7 separate regions of the Homo sapiens genome follow, and all the other regions are linked to region 1. The links are chromatin contacts, found by Hi-C in ENCODE. All regions are on one chromosome and are shown on one strand. Each heading gives the region's core, a stretch centred on a gene start or an enhancer-like site at or near the end of the contact. The rest is flanking DNA. Distances are from core to core; before and after follow the strand shown. Region 1 has its middle 37 kb from the start of TFB1M. Region 2 overlaps ARID1B (AT-rich interaction domain 1B). Region 3 holds the start of ARID1B (AT-rich interaction domain 1B). Region 4 has its middle 24 kb from the start of ARID1B. Region 5 has its middle 89 kb from the start of ARID1B. Region 6 overlaps IPCEF1 (interaction protein for cytohesin exchange factors 1). Region 7 has its middle 18 kb from the start of SNORD28B.

Region 1 (2,912 bases), core at 267-2,766:
AGCCCTTTTGATTCAGTTCCCTTCCTAGGGATATATTCAGGGGTCTAACCTCCCACTTTGTTGGAGTTGCAGCTGCTTTTGTTGGGAAGCCCAGAAAGCCTGGGTATCTAAGGCTCCCAGGTCTCTGCATGTGCCTGAGTGGCTGCTCTGCCAAGACTCCAGAGCTCTGTGCCAGACTGAAGGCCCTGGTGGCATGGGTTCACAGGGGGATCTCCTGACCTAAGAGTTGCAAAGATCCATGAGGGAAGCATGGGTTCCTGGGGTCACACATTCACTCACCACCTCCCTGGGTAGAGGAGGTTCCCCTGGCTCTGTGTTACTCCTGGGTGGGCTATCAACCTGCCTTGCTTTTCTCGATTCTCTGTGGGTTGAATTGTTTCTTTGATTAGACCCAATGCATTTACCTGGATGTATCAGTTGAAAATGCTGTATTTATGCACCCCTTCCATTCCTTTCTGTGAGAGCAGTGCACACTAGCTACTTCTAGTTGGCCATTTTCTCAGGTATTTCCTATATTCTCTTAAACCTTTCAGTCCTTCAACGCGCAGTCTCCCTCCTGCCTCAGGGCCTTGGCACATACTTTATTTTTCCTTGCCTGCAACGTTCTCATCTCTCTCTTGATCCCCCTCTCTGAACTTCCTCTAAGTTAATGTCTATTTATTAAAATCTCAGCTCAATCATTGCTTCTTTATTGACCCACAACCCCCCCAATCCCACAACTCTATCAGGTTCCCCCTTTTTATCTTTCCAGGTAGCAACTTCTACTTTTCCTTCTTATCAGTCATCATGATTTGTAATTGCTTACTTTTTAATGATTATTTAATCAATATTTCTCTCCTTTTGTTTACAAATTTTCTAGCACCTGGCCCAGTGAAGAACACTCAATAAATATAATTAAAGAAATATGTAAGAGAAGATAGAATTTTTATTGCACATTAACAAAAGAAATGAAAGAATCCACCTTTTTGAAAATTTAAAAATAAACCAAAATTTCTTATAGGCTGAGACATTGATCCATATAATTTGGTATAAACTTTGTTTGCTGATGAAGAGAGGGAAGTGGGGAGATGGGATGTAACTAATCTAGCAGCAATGAAAAAACAAAATTTTTCTGGTGAAATAAGTAATGGTTTTCTGGTTGAATAATTCTACACACAGAAAATGATTGATTAGAGTTTCCTGCAAGCCTGGGCTATGCAAATATAGCAGGTGTCTATGTATATGCAAGGCTTGAACACAGTCTTCAGTTACTTTTTTGGGAAAGCTGCCCCAGTTTAGTTTTGAGTCATATTTCTACATCTGTCACTATGTTCTAATCATTACCCAAACAGGTATCAGACATGACCACGTAGGCAAAATAAATAAATAAATAATAAAATTTAAAAAACCCAATTTTGGCTTTAAAGTGTCTCAGCATGGATAATGTGGATGAATGGATACATGTTCTAATCTACTTATATCTACTTATTTCTGTTTCAATTTTAAAAAGTGATAGAGCACTCATGAAGGCATAAGTATTGCCTAACAAGTTAACTGGAGCCTCAGTTAATATGTGCTACATTAGCTGAATGAATGAGTGAATGACTAAAATTTGACAGAAAAAAGATTGTGAGATCTGTGGGATTCTTTCCTTTCCTTTTCTTTTTCTTTCTTTCTTTCTTTTTCTTTTTCTTTTTTTTTTTGAGATGGAGTTTCACTCTTGTTGCCCAGGTTGGAGTGCAATGGCGTGATCTCGGCTCACCACAACCTCCGCCTCCTGGGCTCAAGTCATTCTCCTGCCTCAGCCTCCTAAGTAGCTGAGATTATAGTCATGCACCACCACGCCCAGCTAATTTTGTATTTTTAATAGAGATGGGGTTTCTCCATGTTGGTCAGGCTGGTCTTGAACTCCCGACCTCAGGTTATCTGCCTGCCTCGGCCTCTCAGAGTGCTGGTATTATAGGCATGAGACACCGCACCCAGCCAGATCTGTGGGATTCTTCACTTGATCTTGTGGCGATCTGAGATAACCAAAATCTATTTTGAGAATTAACTCTTCACTTAAGAGCTTCTAGTACAAACTACATGGTTCCTTTGGCAAGTACTTTTTATGTGGCACTAAAGATGCCCTAAGGAGCTTTAGAAAAATCAATGAGAAAGATCCACTTGGTTCCAGAAAGTGTTTTACATTTCAGGAAGGTCAGTGAATCAGTGTTTCTGGTTCATTTCAGCCTAACTGCATTCTATTTGAAGTAGTTTTTTAAATGGTCATCTCCTGATCACTTTTTCTTTTAGGTCTCATTAAGCTTAAAGGGCTTCACCTCAAAGGGACCCTGATCACTAAAAAGTTATTTCTGGATGGAGTGATGTTAGCCAGTTAGAGGATTGGGGGTCACTTGCTCTTATCTTCCCTCAGTAAGAATCCCATCCACAGAAAAAAGTCTCCTTCTGGGTCTCTGAGATTCAGGTAGAAGGCTGTGAAACCTGGTGGAGCCCAAGACCTAGGATAGTGGTTTTGAGAGTGCAGACCTGCACCTAGGTGTCAGACTGGCTGACTGTGCTTCTGAGTTCAAACCTCAAACCAGCCCCATTCCCTAAAGGCTTGCCTTGAACCTACAAACAAAACAATTTTCCAAAGGGTCCAGGAGGAATCATGCACACTATTGCCTCAGCAGAAAGGCTCATCTGCTTGCTGACATCAGTTTCAGTAGTAGACTTGAAAGTTATCCTGCAACTTGGCTCTAGTCCCTTTCAGCTGTGTTCCCAGCTTAGTATTGCTCACACAGGATGCAGAGGGAGACTCACCCATTTGAGTTACTGAGACAGACTTACTGGCCTCTGTCTTCACAGATTTTGAAGGGGCCCAGTCTTGGTGCTAGTACTTCTCTGCCCCAGCCTGGGAGATATTCTTTCCACACAGGGAACTGTTGGGA
Region 2 (2,912 bases), core at 224-2,723, 1.5 Mb after region 1:
TATTTACTGTAAAGTGTCCAGATAATGTAAAGGAATATGAAAGTCACAAAAATTCCCCCATCATCTTTCCACTCACAGATAACAAGTGGTTGTATGAAGGGAACGAGGTGCTTCATTAATCTTTGAACCTTGCGTATTTGTCCCGTATTTATTAACAGCATTGGGCAGTGTTTTTGAATGTTCTGTGTGGTTATATTATTTATTACCGTGGGGGAATGAGCCAGGTCTGGCTCTTTGAACACTGCTAATTTACATGAAGAAAATGTCCCCAAGGAGGAGACTTAACTAGGGAAAGACTCAGTTACCTTGGCCTCTCTCTGTGTGTGCCAGAGCCCCCCTGCAAGCACTAGGGGCTGCTTCTAGAAAGGGGACCCAGATCTTAAGACTTCGAGGAGGAAGATACCCTATTTGTTCTCCAAGACCATTCAGTCGTGAAGGGTTCAACTTGTTCCGGGTTATTTATTTAGCATTCTCTATTTTCTGCTTTGCTTTTGACACTCCAATGTTTAATTGTATATTTAGGAAATAACAATGAAGAGTACGTTTTTAAAAAGAAGAATGTTTTCTGGAAGGGATTTCCCCCCACTTTTGGACAGTGAGTTAGACTCCTTCTGAAGCCTCTGGATCTAGGTTATTACAGGGTTTGTCTTCTTGAAGCTGGAACTGTCCAACTGTTGTGCTATTTCAGACCTGGCCTGTCTTTCACTTTCAAGCTCCAGAAATAATTTATAGCTGTAGGGTGTCAGGAGTGGGTTTGAACTGGGCCTGCCCAACGTAACATGGAATTGTGCACAGATTGTTAAAATTACTATTTCTGCATTCAAATGACTAAGTACAGTAAACTTTTTACTGGCACAGTTAATTTATTTGAATATTTATTGGTCGAGTGCTTCACGTAGAAGACTAACATAATGAAAAAGCCCAGCACATACTCAGAGCTGATTTGGCTTTTTAAAAGATTCTAGGCTTGAATATAGCTAGCTAAATGGTCTTTAGCAAATTGACTGGCAGTAAATTGATCCCTGTGGACTGTGGCTTGAATCAGCCTCTCATTCTTTAAAGGTATTATGGAGATATTGTTATCTCAGCGCAAGGCTGGTCTAGAAAAGGGATGCTTTCAGTACAAATACTTGTTACTTACATATTTCCTTCCTAACTGGGTAAAGTTATATTTCTATTCTTTACCTCTCGCAAGAGCATATAGGGACTTCGAATCAGAATATTTTGTTCAATTGTAATAGCCTTCACAAATTTAGTTTGTTTCTGTGTTTAAGTCTCTTTTGACTTAAAAAAAAAAATTTGAGGCCGGGCGCAGTGGCTCACACCTGTAATCCTAGCACACTGGGAGGCCGAGGTGGGAGGATTGCCTGAGGCCAGAAGTTTGAGACCAGCCTGGGCAGCATAACGAAACCTCCCTGTACAGAAAAAATTTTTAAAATTAGCAGGGCGTGGTGATGTGCACCTGTAGTCTCAAGCTTGAGCGGTTGAAGTGGGAGGACCCTTTGAGCTCAGGAGTTTGAGGTTACAGTGAGCTGTGATGAGGCAACTGCACTCCAGCCTGGGCAACAGAGCAAGAAGACTCTGTTTCCCTGTCTCTTAAAAAAAAAAAAAAATTAAGAGCCAGTGATTTGGACCTTCATTAATTCAGTGTTTTCATTGACTTACTCATATGACTATTCCAACCAGAAGGATGTAATTTTTCCCCCTCTGAGCCCCCAATTTTACCATTAGCAGATGTTTTTCCAAAACTAACCACAAGGAAGCATGTCAAGACTAACTCAGAGGATTATACAGAGGATTAAACTATGATTTAATTACAACAGTGGGCTCTCTGGCTCTATTAATAGCTAATGACTTGTATTATATTTTCCCGTGCCTGTGAACTCTATGCTATTTTAGACCTTTCAGATATTAGCGACCCCAGCTACAGCTATCTTACTTACTCTGAAAGTAGGAGCCTCTCGTTTCATGTTTAGTTTTGTTTTATAACTTAATATTTCTTCCTCCTTCACTTAATTGGGAGAGCAAAAGGTTTACTAAACAAACAGGTTTGAAAACCCAAAGCTTCCCTCATGTCTTGGTGAGCTTGCTGTGAAGTGGAGTAGCCTGTTATAATGCTGATAGGGATAATGGCTGGAAGCTTTGTGCTTCCTTAAGGAATGTGCTACATGCATCATTTGCACATACAGTGATCGGTTTGACTGGTGGAATTACTAAGACCATGGTATAGGGTGGTACTTTAAAATCTTACAGTGCTTAAGGACTGGATTAGGAATTAGGACTTAAGAATTCTAGGTTTAACTCTGTGCTTTAAATCTTACTTAACACATTGGGATTATAGTACTTAAGTATGCCTGTATTGAAATGTGTTGTGAGACTAGATGAAAGTCTATGTAAAAATGAATTTGAAATATTTGGATATATTCTTTAAAACAATCTTATTGTGTGTTTTTATTCAGAGCCCTAGAGTTGTCCTGAGGATGAGTATTTTCCCACCGCGGGCATGAAAATGGATCCTAATGGTAGACCCAGTCCTCTAGGGTGGTCAGTTTGAGGCCCAAGCTTCCTTTCCAGGGAGGCAGTGGCTTAACCTGGGTCACCCTGTAGGAGCAGTAGCTGGAGGCTGCAGGACAGGTGCTTTTTTCTCCTCCCACGTGTGCTTTTTGTGGTGGAAGAGGGGGCAAGGTGTAGAAATGTCTGACTCTGATTCCTCCATCTGCCAGCACAGCTTCTCTTGTTCTCTGTGGTCTCACCTTTATGGCACAGTACTCTTTCCTATTTGTCTTTGAGCTCTGAGGCTCAGCCCTAACCTCGAAGAGATGGCTTCTGCATCTGTCAGATGGGTCTCATAGTATTACCTGCCTCCATACGTTTTGTTTTTAGTTTTGTTTTAAGATAAGGCCTTGTTCTGT
Region 3 (2,912 bases), core at 231-2,730, 1.4 Mb after region 1:
CAATTTGTTGTTTCTACACTCTATAATGACCCTTGGGTGTGCACCTGATTCCCTCCCCCCGACCCCAATTAGTCACCAGTTTTCCCATCAATCCTTTTCTATTTAGTCATGTAACATATTTACACTTGGTCAAACAAATAACCACTGCTGCAGTGGAAATGAACTAAAATAGTTTTTATGGAAAGCTGAAGAATGAAATAATTTTGGAAAACTATACTCTACCAAAACCGTAAGTATTGTTTCTGCCAGGTTTTAAATGCTTTCTCTCAATGAAAACTGAGTCCACACTAGTACAAGTGGGTCATTGCCTAAGGTTAAGAAGTCTTGCTTTTTAAAATGTTACTAGGGGACAATGCACATATTGAAAACATTAATAACAATGCAAATATTAAAAACATTATAAAATGTTAATAGACACCAATTTTTAAGAGAACAAAGTATGGAACATTTCTACATTAGGACTAGAGTTGACTGTTTTATATTATTATTGAAGTTATATTTATTAAATATAATGTCTATAATATTTTAGTTTCGTTCCACATCTCTTTGAAATGAATGTATATCGAGAGGGTTAACTGTGCACACGAAGCTCTGAAACATGATGAAAGGTGTCATATAGATTTATGAAGATACGAGCTAACCCATAGCTGTCGCTGTTCTGGCACCAAGAGTTAAATGTTCATGTGAAAGTTGGCGCAGAAAACACCACTGTACATACTCCACAGAGGACATCCAAGTGCATGTAAGAAAAATGCTCCTTTGGGAATACGTGGACATATTCCTTTGGAAATACACTGACAAACCTACATACGTGTTTAAGGTGCCTTCAAAAAGAGTTATGTAAACATTCTCTTTGGGGCGGGTGCAGTCAGTCATAAGCATTTATTGAGTACCTACTGGGTACAGGCCATAGGGCTCTCTGACCGGGGCTAACCTTCATTTCAAATCTTTCCTAATTTTGCAGTTGGAAGAAGTTGTGGGAATTACGCCGATGGCCCGAAATCAAGGCAGAGGCGAACGTTCTGAAAATTACATAACTCCTGGGAGAGACCGTGCTTTTGCAGATTGCCTAAATATTTTCTTTCTCCGTCGGCTCCTTGTAACCTCTGAGGCCAATAGACAACTTTGTTTCCCAGCCCTTCTCCCTCTTTTGTCTGCTCGTCAGACTCGTTTTCCACCTTTGTATCGTTCCTTTTAGACGTGAAAACAAACATGCGAACGCCCGGTTGGCAAGGAGACAGCGGCCCGGGGGGAAAGTGCAGGTTCCGGCCGCCCCACGCCGCCGCGCTCCGAGCGGCCGCCGAGCCGCCCCGGCCCCGGCCCCGGCCCCAGCCTTAGCCCAAGCCCGGCTGGGTCCCGCGAGGCTGCGCCGGGGCGGGCGGCGGCGGCCCGGGGACGAGTCCAGTCCGCGTTTTGCGAGTGCGCGGGAGTAATGCGAGCGAAGTGGATAATAGTTGCTCGAGCTCGCCCGCTGCCTCTCAAGCCATGCTGGGCCCGATAGGCTCAGCTAGTCGTGTATTTACCCATATCCGGGCTAGAGAGGAAAAGAGAAAAGTTTCATTTAAACCTGAACTAAAAACTTTCACCATGAAAGCACACAGCAGGAGCAGGCCCAGAGCGTAAGGCGTGCCCGGCCCGGCGCTCCGGCGGGGCCTGCGGAGGGGGAGGGGGTCGCGGCTTCCCGGCGGGCCGCGTGGATGCGCACAGGAGGGGCCGCGGCCTGAAAAGTGGGGGTTATTGTCTCCCCCCGCCCCCCGCCCGGCCTCGCCACGCCGCGGCGATCATGGCCGCGCGGGCAGCAGCGGCGGCGGCGGCGGCGGCGGCGCGGGCGCGGGCGCGGGCAGGCAGCGGCGAACGGCGGGCGCCCCCCGGGCCGCGGCCGGCGCCCGGAGCCCGGGACCTGGAGGCGGGGGCGCGCGGCGCGGCGGCGGCGGCGGCGGCACCGGGACCCATGCTGGGGGGCGGCGGCGACGGCGGCGGCGGCCTGAACAGTGTGCACCACCACCCCCTGCTCCCCCGTCACGAACTCAACATGGCCCATAACGCGGGCGCCGCGGCCGCCGCCGGCACCCACAGCGCCAAGAGCGGCGGCTCCGAGGCGGCTCTCAAGGAGGGTGGAAGCGCCGCCGCGCTGTCCTCCTCCTCCTCCTCCTCCGCGGCGGCAGCGGCGGCATCCTCTTCCTCCTCGTCGGGCCCGGGCTCGGCCATGGAGACGGGGCTGCTCCCCAACCACAAACTGAAAACCGTTGGCGAAGCCCCCGCCGCGCCGCCCCACCAGCAGCACCACCACCACCACCATGCCCACCACCACCACCACCATGCCCACCACCTCCACCACCACCACGCACTACAGCAGCAGCTAAACCAGTTCCAGCAGCAGCAGCAGCAGCAGCAACAGCAGCAGCAGCAGCAGCAGCAACAGCAACATCCCATTTCCAACAACAACAGCTTGGGCGGCGCGGGCGGCGGCGCGCCTCAGCCCGGCCCCGACATGGAGCAGCCGCAACATGGAGGCGCCAAGGACAGTGCTGCGGGCGGCCAGGCCGACCCCCCGGGCCCGCCGCTGCTGAGCAAGCCGGGCGACGAGGACGACGCGCCGCCCAAGATGGGGGAGCCGGCGGGCGGCCGCTACGAGCACCCGGGCTTGGGCGCCCTGGGCACGCAGCAGCCGCCGGTCGCCGTGCCCGGGGGCGGCGGCGGCCCGGCGGCCGTCCCGGAGTTTAATAATTACTATGGCAGCGCTGCCCCTGCGAGCGGCGGCCCCGGCGGCCGCGCTGGGCCTTGCTTTGATCAACATGGCGGACAACAAAGCCCCGGGATGGGGATGATGCACTCCGCCTCCGCCGCCGCCGCCGGGGCCCCCGGCAGCATGGACCCCCTGCAGAACTCCCACGAAGGGTACCCCAACAGCC
Region 4 (2,912 bases), core at 134-2,633, 1.4 Mb after region 1:
TATTTGTTTAGTACTTACCTGAAATATTTTTCAATAAGTTTACTTCAAATTTTAAGAATCATTGTATTTTATGTTTCTGAAGAACATGAGAGCATAAAACATAGATAAAATTTGTATTTCAATTCAGATAATCTCTGATTTGTAACAGGTGGTTTCATGTTTACATTTATGAGGATTCCTTATATTGGATTTATTTCTATCATCTTATTTTATGTTTTCTAGTTACCATATTTTTTCTTATTATTTGGGTTTTTACTTTTTCCTGCTCTCTACTGCATTTCTTGAGTTTGTTGCCTTTTTTTCCTCCTCCAGTGTTTTGAAAGACACGTATTTTATTCCTTTTAGAAGTTACCCTTAAATTTTGAGTATGTCATGCTTAATTTTTAAAAAAGCTAAAGCTCAACAGTAGCTCCATTTTCTCTCTCCCCATGTTATTGTTCTCTAATTTGTTAGTTTTACCAGTTTTTGAAAATCTCTCTAAATTAGCCTTTATTATTAGAGTTGTAGGGTATCTCATATACAGAACTTATCTTCCTGTCTTGAAATTAGAATTCATATGGAGAAATAAGGGTGGAAACAGGCAAGAATGAGAGTTGAAAATCAAAATACAATGTTAGCTTTATTTCAGGTAGGTCTGATTGCAGAGAGAGATTTTAGATCTGTGGACAGATGAGCTTGCTGATACTGTATTCCTGAATTAAATGGGCTTCATGCCTGATGGCAGAGTGGGACAACAACAAGTGTCCCCAATAAGGCTGTTTGCACAGACCACGCAGACAAGAATGCAGCTTCTCTGGGAGATGCAGCTCTGAAGGAGAGAAAACAGTAGGGGCTGAGCCAAGCACGTTGAGGCCTTTCTTCTAAACTTTGCAGTCCTCCTGCCTGGTGGAAGAATGGTTGAGGAGGCAGAAAGAAGTGCACAGTGTTCTCATATTATCACTTGAGGAGATTAGAGTAGACCTTTTCTCCTCTCTATGGACATATGAGCGGGAAACAGTTGTTCCTCTAACCATTGTTACTATTATTGCTGCTGTTATGAAAGTTGTTTTCCATATTCCCTGCAAAAGTCTGATTTACCTTGGAGCTGATATTTCAGTTTCAGCTCCCTAGTCTGCAAAGACACTTCCAAGGTCCGGGAAGAAGAAGTAGCCCCAGGAGAGTTAGAGGAAGGCAGCTCTGCCAGCCTGGAGGTCACTCTGCTCACCCTAGTGGTAGTCCTGGAGCTGCAGCATGGGGGTTGGGTACCAGGCCCCAGTGACAACTTGAACCTTAGGACATCAGCCTCTTCCCCAAGGAAAACATTCTGCGACACGGCTCTACTCCCAGCCCCAGGGCCATGTGACCGGGCTTCATGGTCCCTTTGGCACACGCTCTGCCCCTGACAACAGCCCTGGCAAGGCCGAGGGTGGCAGGGATACTGGGTGTGGTAAAACCCAGTCGACCTTGACCAGCTTGCTGTGACTGTGAGATCAAAGGGCTGAAGTTATGTCTGAGGATTCCCCTCGACTACCAATAACAAATTGTGAAGCTAAAATAAACTTTTCTCAACTATGACTGATTAAAAACAAATAAATTTTGCTACTTCGGGAGCTGAGGCAAAGAGGATCATTTGACACCAGGAGTTGGGGGCTGTAGTGTGCCACAGTCACACCTGTGACTAGCCACTGCATTCTAGCCTAGGCAATATAGTAAGATCGCATCTCTAAAAACAAACAAACCAACAAACCACAAATATTGACCTACTGTGTTAGAAGACTAATCTATCCTTACAAGACAGACTTATCTCTCTACTTTTTTAAAATAGAAGATGATACTTAGAAATTATTGTCACATTAAGAGGTGATCAAAGAATATATAGCCAAAAAATGTAAGGAATAAAATGTATAAAAAAGAAAGGGATTGGTTATAATAAAATAATTGAAGCTTGTATTTTAGTCCCGGATTTTGTGATGTTTTGAGGCACTTAACTACAACTTAAATTGTCGTGATTTTTATTTTTATTCTCAGTAAATCTAAACTTTTGTACCTAAGTATTTATTAATAATTTGGTATTCCTTTCTTTAAAAAGCACCCCCCCCCACTCCCCCGCCAAACTATTAAAGCTTTAGATCCCACAAAACTTGGGCCAAACTCAGCTTTTTTTGTTTTACGAGTCATGTTTGCTGAACTAGGTGCAGGGGCTCACACCTGTAATCCCAGCAACGAGGGAGGCTGAAGCAAGAGGATTGCTTGAGGCCAGAAGTTTAAATCCAGGCTGCAAAACACAGTGAGATCGTATGTCTCTACAAAAAAATTTTACAAAATTAGCCGGGGATGGCGGCATGTACCTGCAGTCTCAGCTATTTGGTAGGCTGAGGTGGGAGGAACCCTTTAGCCCAGCAGTTTGAGGCTGCAGTGAGCTGTGATTGTACTACTGCATTCTAGCCTGGGTAAGAGTGAGACCTTGACTCAAAAAGATTTTAAAAAATTTTTATTTATTTTTATTTTTTGAGACAAAATATTGCTCTGTCACCTAGGCTGGAGTGCAGTGGTGTGATCTCAGCTCACTGCAATCTCTGCTTCACAGGTTCAAGTGATTCTCCTGCCTCAGCCTCCCAAGTAGCTGGGACCACAGGCATGCACCACCACACAAAGCTAATTTTTGCATTTTTAGTAGAGATGGGTTTCACTGTGTTGGCCAGGCTGCTCCCAAACTCCTGACCTCAAGTGATCCGCCTGTCTTGACCTCCCAAAGTGCTGGGATTATAGGTGTGAGCCACTGTGCCTGACCTGTTTATTTAATTCCTTTGCTTACCATTTCTCCTTATTTTTCCCATCTCTCTTCCGGGTCCCTTTTCCTTATTGATCAAGTACAGTCATGCAGCACGTAATGATGGACTGCGCATATGACAATGGTCCCATAGATCGTGATG
Region 5 (2,912 bases), core at 293-2,792, 1.3 Mb after region 1:
GCGTGGGGAGAGGAGAGGACACGGGCAGAGAAAATAGTCCCCGCCCGGCGCGGGGCGCGCGGGGTCCGGGTCCCGGGCGGCTCCGGGTGGCGCGGCGGCGCGAGGGTTCCGGCCGCGCGGAGTCGGGGCGCAGGGAGCCTCAGACGCCGCGGGCGCGCGTGCGCGGTGCGGCCCCCACGCCCCGGCCGCGGCGGCCTCGGCGGCGCCAGCCTCCGGCTCGGCGAGCGCGGCGGCGGGCGGGCCGCAAAACCTGGGCCGGAGCCGGGCGCGGAGCGGGCGGCGCCGCGGAGTTTGGGCGGCAGCGCGGCCCGGCGAGGAGCTGGAGAAGCCGGCGGCAGGGGGACGCGCACGCCGAAGAAAAGCCCCTCTCCCGCGTCCCTCACTCGCTCCTGGAGGCCGAAGAGCGGGGCTCGCGATGCCGGTGCAAGATTCCCAATCAGGCCTGGGAGGAAATGGATGCAATTAGGGCACACCCCCGTCCCGCAGTTGCCAGGAGCCTGAAGATCTATGACCGACTTAAGCCATTTCTGGAAAAGTCATATTTTCCAGGCTTTCGTGAAATACTCATTGCTCCTATTCTAAATCTGGAGGCGAATGTGCATCTATTTCAGGGGGAATGAAAGATGTGAAAAGTAGACTGGGCTCCGGGAAATGTGGGTAATGGGACTGGACCTGCGCCTGGGGTCCGCCCACCCGTCATCTCCCGGGAGCCCCCCGACGTGTGCCATTAAGCATAAGGCGCGTTAAGCGCTGCCACAAAGTCCCGAAAAGGCGAATTAAAAAGGATCACTTCTCCCTCAGGATCTTGATTTTTACTAAGGGAAAACGTGCGTTAAAGAAAAGCCAGCGAGCGCTGGCGTGGCCCTGTCATTATCTTGGCGTCTCTGCTGACCTCCATTTCAGCCTGGACTACACTGGGTTCCAGTTCTGTTTTCCTATTTCCCCGGACTCCTAGAGGGTGGATACCAAGGCTGATTGTTGTCTGTTCTGCCCCAGCCCTCCAGGGTACACCATAGGTGCTCAGTAGATGACTCCTGAGTATATATTGGAGGTGATAGTAAAATGCTACCAAGCACAGAGGAAAGAACAGTTAAAGGGTCAGACGGTGCTTTGTGAAAGGCCAGGCATTTGAGCTGGATTCTGAAGACCAACTCTAGATGACAGTAAAGGCCACTCCAGGTTGAGGGAACAACATGAGCAAAGCAGGGAACCTACAATGAGTAGGAAAGTGATGAATCTGCATAGGGGGTTACTCAGGGGGCATAGAAAAGGAAGCCAGGAAGCCACTGAATACCTTGCCACACAGGTAACAGCCAGGAAAAGCACAAAACATGCTGTTCAGTGGTTCTGGAATATGGGCATGCAAATATATAATAAAATAAGCAATGTGGATATACAAAAACAAAAGTAAAAAGAAAAACAGGACAGTTTATTGGGGAATTTCAGAAAAAGTACATGAAACAAAAAAGAAATGTCAAGGAAAATCCCTGGCCTGAAACTCCCAGAACAAAACATTTAATACCATTTGTGGGGGCTCTTTATGAAAGAGGGAGAAAGAAAAGAGGTAACAAAGAGGAACTAGTGTTTTGATTAAAGATCTTTGACCATAACAATGCGAAAGCATAAGGTCTCTTATCATAAGAGACCTGTGTCTTATCCTGTATCATAAGACACAGGAGATTTTAGACATCACTGTTAAGAAAGAGCTGGAACTCAGAATTAACAAGAGAAGAGGGAGAGATTAAACAGAAGATAAATGTGGATCATCAAGGAATTTTAAATTGTAGCACAGTCACTCAATAGAGTATTATGCAGTCATTAAAACTGCAGTGTATTTATTGGAAGGATGTTCACAACCTATTGTTATGTGAAGAAACAAGTTACAGATGAGCAGATCTGGAGGGACATACTTAAAATGTTAGCAGCGGCTCTCTCTTGATGTTTTGATTGTTAGTGATTTTTCGCTTTCTCCTTCATGCCTGTATTACCTGAATTTTTACAATGAGCAATTAATAAAACAATAAATGAACACAAGATTAAGCAAAGTTTTAATCTTGTGAAAATGTATGTGAGTTTTCTGTTGTGAAACTGAAATGATGTCTGTGGCATTGGAAATCCTCAAGGCAAAGAAGGAAAGAAGAGAGCCTCCCGAGTCATACTAATCAGAGGCCTGCACACGTGCTATTTGGTACTCTCTGTACCATCTGGCTCAAGCTACTTCAAGACCTGTCTGGGCCTCAGCAACCTGATCTCGAAATGAAGGGAATATTAGCATCTACCTAACAAGTGGCTATGAAGACCAGAAATGATATCTGTAAAACGCTTAGTGCTCAGACCCCACGAGGCGCCCAGGGCTCCGTGAGTGGAAGCTCTCATAGGAGCAAAGAGCATAGGCTTTAGAAAATGCCTTTCTTCTGGGATCCTTCCTTTACCACTGTGGTGGTCATTAGAGCTGTCTGCAAAAATTCCTCCTCTCCCTTTGAGATAATAAGAGTGTACTTCCTTGGCCCTCTGAAGTTACAGGTACCATGTGACAGCCTCTGGCCAACAAAATAAACAGAAGTAACATGTGCCAGCATTGAGCACTTTGCGGTCTTCTCCTTTTCCACTTGCATGACAACCAGCAGTGTCCTGGTAGTGTCTGCCGAGGTCCTAGATTGAGGAAGAAGCCTCCAGAGACCTTGGTAGACATTTAGCAGGAGGGAGGAATAAATCTTTGATATTGTAAGCCACTAAGATTTGGGAGCTCTTTGTTATCAAAGCTCAGTTTAAGTCACCCTGACTGACACAGCTACTTACTAGTTTCGTGACCTTGAGAAAGTGACCTACCTGCTCCAGTTTGCCATCTATTCCCCTGAAAATCTAGGTGTTAGCATTCCTACTCCATAGGGTTGGAGGGCAAAATGAGCTCC
Region 6 (2,912 bases), core at 193-2,692, 1.1 Mb before region 1:
CAGACATAAGACAACATATATGAAATATACATTTTTTCCACAATACATTTTAAACAAACATACAATCAGACTATCAGCAAAAATAAAAAATATTTTTAAGTGCTTTAAAATACGTGTGTGTGTGTGTGTGTGTGTGTGTGTGTGTAGAGAGAGAGAAAAAAAATTTTGCTTAAAGAAGTTCTATTTGTTTTTTCTTTACAAATATCTAAGCTGAACTGATTTAAATTTGAAAGACAACCTTTTCCGTTAACAGGTAGAGAACTCAGGGGAAAAAACGTGTGAAAATGAAAAGCAGTTCCAAAATTTGGTATGTAATCTTAGTACAGCATTTTATAATGTTTTCTAGAGGTTCCTGGCTTATAGTCTACATATCTAACTATTGATCTGATAGCTATTGTATATGGTTCTACTGTATGTTTGAAGAAGGGATATGACATAGTGAAAAGAGGAGAAGGTCTTTAAATCCAGAGGCCTGGAACCAATTCCTGGCTATTATAATTAGTAGCTGTGGTGCCCAAGAAAATAGCACTCTCTGAATCTGCTTCTTCATTTATAAAATGAAGATATTGATAATAATTCTAATCCTATAGGTCTTATAAAGATTTTACAAGATTTATTTGTGAAAATCCTCTGAGAACTAAACAACATCCCTTTATATGAGTATGTGTAATATAATATTATATCGTTGAGATAAACAAATACTTTATATCTAATAAACAGAAAAAAATCATAATTTTTATAAGTATGATTTATGTATCCTTCAGCAATTACAACGAAGCTAAAGTGTTTAAATTATATTTCCTGGGAAATATAGATCCCAAGAAATATTGCACTGACATTTCATCTGACCAATGTTAGAGTAAAATTTATCCCCCCCAAAATTAATCATCCATAAAGATGGCAGTAATTACCTTAAATTTTAAGCAAAGATAGACATGTTATAATCATGGCATGTTACTAAAATCCAGGCAAGTTATCATGAAAAGGACCTAGTCTCAGCCTCACTTCACAAATATCTCCCACACTGACCTGTCTTGTGTTCTAAAGTTCCTATCATTCCCTCAAATCATCTCCTGGGACCTTTTTTTGATATGCCAATTCTCTGAGATCAGTAAAACCCAACTAGTACCTATTGGCAAAATATTTTTGCCCAAATATGTATATTATTTGAGTGGCTAAATTTTAGCTGAGAGCCAGGACTAAAGACAAAGAAGAGAATTCGTGAATGTAGATGCTGGGTAAGATTTGGGAAATCTGGGGTCCAGGAGTCCCTAGCAAGCACTTGAGACAAACCAAGAACCAGGGGAATAGGGAGAAAAGGGCGTTGTTAACAGTCATTCCTAGAGTGCTCAGGCCTCCAATGAACAAGATGAAATTACATTAGTTCAAACAAGAAGAGCAGCCTTCAGATGAACAAATGAGAGGAAAGTCCCTGGAGGGCAGCGATGGGATCAGCCAAGGCAGAGAGGAAGTGATGCTCCTTCCATCGCTCCCAGCTGGGTACCAGTGAGTATCCTCCACCCATTCCTTGTGAGCACCCAGTGGGACTGGAGCCCTCCGGCTCCACCTTAGGGCTACTTCCAGGGAAAGCCCCAAAATGTGAGCTTTGTCTCAATTCTGCCCAAGACCAACCCTTGGTCTACACCACGTTCTTATGCCTAGGATGGGATGAGAACAATACCTCAAGCAGAACAGGCACCCAACTCAAAGAAAGGCTTTTTTTTTGTTTGTTTTTAAGTGGGGGAGGGAGCTTAGTTATTGAGTCATTGAGTCAACCCTGTTCTGACAATAATTCTCTTAAAGCAAATTATTAACTGTTAAAACTGTTTTCCCTGACCAGAAACAGACTGCATATTATAGAAATAACAAATTCAGGGAGTTTCAGTTTCACCTAACATACATGAATTTGAAACCTAAATTGGTTTATATGAGACAGTGAAAACAATCTTTGAGAACTTTATTGCATCTAAGATAGATTTTACTCCTCACAACAGGAAGTGGAACCCGTGAACTAGTCCGTTTCAAAATGATCTTGCATGTGGTTTTTCGCTAGGTAAGTAAAAAAAAAAAAAAAGCAAGCAACCAGTTGAGCATTTTATGAGATGGTTTTTCAATAGGGGAAATTATAACTTGCTATCATCATAAATATTCAGAGCCTAGTAAGATATTTTCTCATTCTATTTTCTTCCAGTTTGAATGTTATAGGTAAAACTAAAAAATTATTCTAAAAATCTGATTTTGCCCTAACTTACTTCTAAAGTTGAGGGGAAATTTTTCTTTGAAAATATGTATTTCTTTTTCATTGAAGAAGTGTATTTTTCTTTAACTTTTTAAAAGATGGTTCAAAAACTTCATTTGGCCACGAATCACTCAAAAACACATGGAAATATACAAAAGACCCAGTAGAAAATATACAAAGGAAACTCCTTTGATATTGAATGTTGGGGCTAACGCCCAGGTTACGGGTAACTGTTATATTGACTTATAATCCATATAGTAGTTGTTAAACCTTGCAGGCAAAATTTACCCCAAGATGTATTAAAATTCACAGTAAGATGCTCTGTCATTACATCAGACTTCATAGTGATCCTAATCTTTAGCAAAAACTATACAGTGATATGCTGGTAAAATGGGCTCTCTGGTTGCAGGAGCCCTAACTGGTGGCTTTTGTCAATTTCTGTGGTAGAAACCCTCACATCATTGACAGTTTCAAATTACCAATATTTTAACAACCAAGCCACAGAAATTCCTGACTATTTTAGAGCCATACCAGATCGGCACAGCACTGATAGAGCTGTTAGGGATGTTCTTCCAGAAACCCCTGACATCTCCACAAACGTTTTTTATCCTTCCCAGAAAAATAGACTCAACTTTTTAAAGGAGATTCTAAAGCATCCAATTAATAGACATTT
Region 7 (2,912 bases), core at 1-2,500, 1.0 Mb after region 1:
CAGGTCAGTCAAGCCAACAGAAAATGGTAAATTCACATTTATGGTGTGAACCAAGGCCATCACTAATAAAACTGTAACCTCGCTGGTGGAATACTGAAATATGTCTTGACATCTTTGCAAGAGTTGTAAAGAGAGCCTGGAAAAGAAAAGGAAAGCCCAAGCATTGTTTGCATTTTCTTTTTGCATTTCATTCAGCAAAGACTTTTTAAAAACTTAGTAGAGGGTGATACCAGATGTATTTAGTCTGCAGTATGGCCAGCCTTTAAGTACATGAAGTAATCCCGTCCAAACAGCAGCACAAGTGCCTCAGTTATCTCAGGTAACCAGTTTGGAAACAGCAAGAGGGCTTTGGGTTAAATATCAGAAAATATTCATAAGACACCATAACAACAGAAACAGAGTCGAACTAAAACTTTGTGGCAAAGCCAATATGTAAATCACAGCTGGTGATTTCTGTTAGGAACTTTGGTTTGGGAGGTTTCACAGCTTCATCTCCAAAGCCCCGATTCAAAACCACAATGTTCAGCAAGTCAGTGAGATTTCATGCTTTTATCTGAAACCCAGACCGACAAATGCATCTCTTGATGCAATTCAGGATCTCTGAATCTTCGCTAAAGAACCGAGCTAACCCATGGAACGCAATCTCAAAGCCTTGCTCTTACCCAGAGAAGCACAGTTGCCACTTAAAGGTTCAATAAAAGGAGAGGTAGGGAAATGCCTGCTGCCACAGCCCATTAGTTGCTACATTTAAACCCCTACCACAGTAACCAAATGTGATTGAGGTTTCAGAAGGAAACCTACACGGTATGAAATGTAGCAATCATTGGTCTATAAATATAGGATGTTATTCACTGTCAAGTACTTTCTCTAAAGGAGGGGTAGGGGGAATTCTTACTGCAAAGGTAGGTTGCAAAATTTTTTCACCTAGAAATAATTTAGAAACCGGCTGGGGCACAATCTCATAATGTCTCAGGTGCAAAAAGTTTCTGATGCACCGGAAACAAAAGCTGGCAAAACAAAAGCGACGTCAGTTGTCTCTCTGTTCTACCAATTGAAGCTTGGGTGTAAAAGGAGAATGTTTTTTAAATCCAGGGATTAGTGAGGGACGCTAACCCCTGAACCGGGATTACTGAGGGACAGAGAAAGAAAATGTAGAGGAGGAAAAAGGAACATTTTACAAAAGATTTCCTTCGTAACTACCTTCAGACCCCGGGGCTGCAGAAAGGAGTAGGCGGCTGCGGTGTCCTGGGCCCTGCGCGTCCACGCGTGGGAGGCGAGGCCAAGGCTGCCAGGAGGCGCTCCCGCACCCCAGGTGCGCTCCTCCAAGGAGGCCCACCCGCCTCCGCTGGCCCAGTTTTCGCTGTTTTCTCGGCGCACCACGGCGCCTGCAGTTAGTAGGCAATCCATCCCCCCGAGCTGCAGCGAGTTAAGCTGCAGGCCTTTTGTAACGGCCTCAGGTGTGAGCTGCCGCAAGCCCCCCCCACCCCCACCCCCGACCAGAGGATCACCGGCCCGGCCGAGAGGACTAGGAGCCAGGTGTGCGAGGCCGAGGGATCCACGCCGTTCCCGCCCAGCGCCCCCTGGGTTATTAGGCCTCGCTCCCCCACACAGCCCAGCTGGTAGCGAGGCCGGAATCAGGGCCCTCCGTCGGAGCTCCCACCTTTAAAAGAACGCGTCCAGAGGGCGGAGCCAGCTTAAAAGCGGGTCGAGACATTCACCTGTGGTTAGGCAAAGACACGAGAGAAATAGTTAATTCCTCAGGTGCCCCAAATCACAATAGAGCTCGGGAAGGAGGAACAACTTGACAGAGAAAAGAGGACAGGACATTGATCAGGGAAGATGTCTGCAGAGCTTGAGGTTGGGGGATTGGGTTCCAACCAGGGAAGGTAATTCTGCAAAATTGGAACACACAGGCCCTCTGTCTGTAGGCAAGTCTGACAAAGGGCACAATCCAGGAAATGGAATCGAGATGCGTCCCCTGCCTCTCAGCCTACTGACCCACTTTCCTCCGGCTACGTCTCCCCCAGATCCATGCCCCTCCTTAAATCTTCCTGCTAGCCCAGAGGGAGGAAGGATGAGGCCTGGGGATCACAATGTAGGTGGAACGAGAAACCTGGGTCTGTTTGACAGTTTCAGAAGCAAAGAAGCGTCTCTCTCTTTCCCAAAAAAAAAATCCTTTCTGAGCCCCCCTCACTCAGTCCCACCATACATACATACACAATGCACCTGAGGAGACCTCCAACTCCCTGTCAAGGAGGCTGAATTTCTACACGTAGTCGCTCATTTTGTTTAAAGCGCAGAAAACATCTGCACCTAATAAAAGATGTTAGTGTGCCATTCTAGAAAAGAGAAGCCTTTGATACATTCTTTGGTGTTAATGCTGCGGCATGAAGTATTTTCCCAGATTGCAGTCTGTTATCTGAATGGGGCAAAGATTCCCTAAGTGAAGGGAATATTGAAAGAAAGTTCTGGAGCATGCAATCCTGTCCAGTTGAAGTACTGCAGGAAAAGGAAGCACGCACACACATATGTACACAAATGCACACTCATACAGGCAAATCCTCCATGACTGTGCCTCAGAATCACCTTATTCAATTGACAGAAGCACAGTGTGACTACCATACTTTTGTTACATCCATGAAGTGTGTGTAAAGAAACACAAGTCACACGATCCTTGGCTGGCATGGCTGCCTCTGCCCTGCAAGTGCCCATGGCCACAGGGAGTTGCAATGGTACCAGCATGGGCTTTGCATTAAGTATATTTAGGTTTGAATCCTAATTCTCGCACCTTCTGACACAACCACCTGAATTCAAGTTCTGGTTCTTGCTCTCAGAAGCTGTGTGGTCTTGGGCAGGTGACCTGACTTCCCTGCCTCTCTGTTTCCTCATCTGCAGTGAGTGTAGTAACCTCA

Evidence for each region. A loop is a pair of places that touch in the nucleus more often than their neighbours do. Pooled maps may share reads with other maps.
Region 2: a map with no recorded cell type shows a loop between it and region 1 (5-fold over the local background). The contact joins two enhancer-like sites. A Hi-C loop is called at or near these places in 3 of 37 single-sample maps with no recorded cell type and 2 of 50 pooled maps.
Region 3: a loop to region 1 is called in a pooled map, with 5 times the contacts of the local background. The contact joins the promoter of ARID1B here to the enhancer-like site in region 1. A Hi-C loop is called at or near these places in 3 of 37 single-sample maps with no recorded cell type and 3 of 50 pooled maps.
Region 4: a pooled map shows a loop between it and region 1 (7-fold over the local background). The contact joins two enhancer-like sites. A Hi-C loop is called at or near these places in 2 of 37 single-sample maps with no recorded cell type and 4 of 50 pooled maps.
Region 5: a pooled map shows a loop between it and region 1 (5-fold over the local background). The contact joins two enhancer-like sites. A Hi-C loop is called at or near these places in 1 of 168 maps with a recorded cell type or tissue (GM12878), 23 of 37 single-sample maps with no recorded cell type and 4 of 50 pooled maps.
Region 6: a pooled map shows a loop between it and region 1 (14-fold over the local background). The contact joins two enhancer-like sites. A Hi-C loop is called at or near these places in 8 of 37 single-sample maps with no recorded cell type and 4 of 50 pooled maps.
Region 7: a pooled map shows a loop between it and region 1 (20-fold over the local background). The contact joins two enhancer-like sites. A Hi-C loop is called at or near these places in 6 of 37 single-sample maps with no recorded cell type and 4 of 50 pooled maps.

The regions. Positions count from the first base shown.
Region 1 is chr6:155,350,283-155,353,194 of GRCh38, forward strand. No RefSeq gene overlaps it. Among named protein-coding and RNA genes, the nearest start is that of TFB1M, 37 kb to the left of the region's middle. Within about 2 kb of position 1,517, at least 2 of the 41 ENCODE cell types and tissues checked have a DNase peak (open chromatin) inside an H3K27ac peak, as active enhancers do.
Region 2 is chr6:156,850,863-156,853,774 of GRCh38, forward strand. The region is part of intron 2 of ARID1B (AT-rich interaction domain 1B); the gene reads left to right. Among named protein-coding and RNA genes, the nearest start is that of MIR4466, 73 kb to the left of the region's middle. RefSeq lists enhancers at 1,521-2,218, 2,219-2,912. Within about 2 kb of position 1,474, at least 3 of the 41 ENCODE cell types and tissues checked have a DNase peak (open chromatin) inside an H3K27ac peak, as active enhancers do.
Region 3 is chr6:156,775,898-156,778,809 of GRCh38, forward strand. ARID1B (AT-rich interaction domain 1B) reads left to right here and starts at 1,481. Exons shown (of 20, transcript NM_001374828.1): 1 at 1,481-2,912. The coding sequence starts at 1,784. LOC115308161 (a long non-coding RNA gene) reads right to left here and starts at 2,621. Exons shown (of 2, transcript NR_163974.1): 1 at 2,349-2,621; 2 at 463-1,534. RefSeq lists silencers at 1,205-1,554, 1,575-1,814, 1,965-2,114, 2,185-2,254, 2,505-2,734 and an enhancer at 2,698-2,912.
Region 4 is chr6:156,751,533-156,754,444 of GRCh38, forward strand. No RefSeq gene overlaps it. Among named protein-coding and RNA genes, the nearest start is that of ARID1B, 24 kb to the right of the region's middle. RefSeq lists enhancers at 1,237-1,306, 1,497-1,596. Within about 2 kb of position 1,384, at least 7 of the 41 ENCODE cell types and tissues checked have a DNase peak (open chromatin) inside an H3K27ac peak, as active enhancers do.
Region 5 is chr6:156,687,274-156,690,185 of GRCh38, forward strand. No RefSeq gene overlaps it. Among named protein-coding and RNA genes, the nearest start is that of ARID1B, 89 kb to the right of the region's middle. RefSeq lists an enhancer at 1-589 and a silencer at 1-252. Within about 2 kb of position 1,543, at least 8 of the 41 ENCODE cell types and tissues checked have a DNase peak (open chromatin) inside an H3K27ac peak, as active enhancers do.
Region 6 is chr6:154,248,194-154,251,105 of GRCh38, forward strand. The region is part of intron 3 of IPCEF1 (interaction protein for cytohesin exchange factors 1); the gene reads right to left. Among named protein-coding and RNA genes, the nearest start is that of IPCEF1, 110 kb to the right of the region's middle. Within about 2 kb of position 1,443, at least 5 of the 41 ENCODE cell types and tissues checked have a DNase peak (open chromatin) inside an H3K27ac peak, as active enhancers do.
Region 7 is chr6:156,395,706-156,398,617 of GRCh38, forward strand. No RefSeq gene overlaps it. Among named protein-coding and RNA genes, the nearest start is that of SNORD28B, 18 kb to the left of the region's middle. RefSeq lists a silencer at 469-518 and enhancers at 800-1,330, 1,331-1,860. Within about 2 kb of position 1,251, at least 6 of the 41 ENCODE cell types and tissues checked have a DNase peak (open chromatin) inside an H3K27ac peak, as active enhancers do.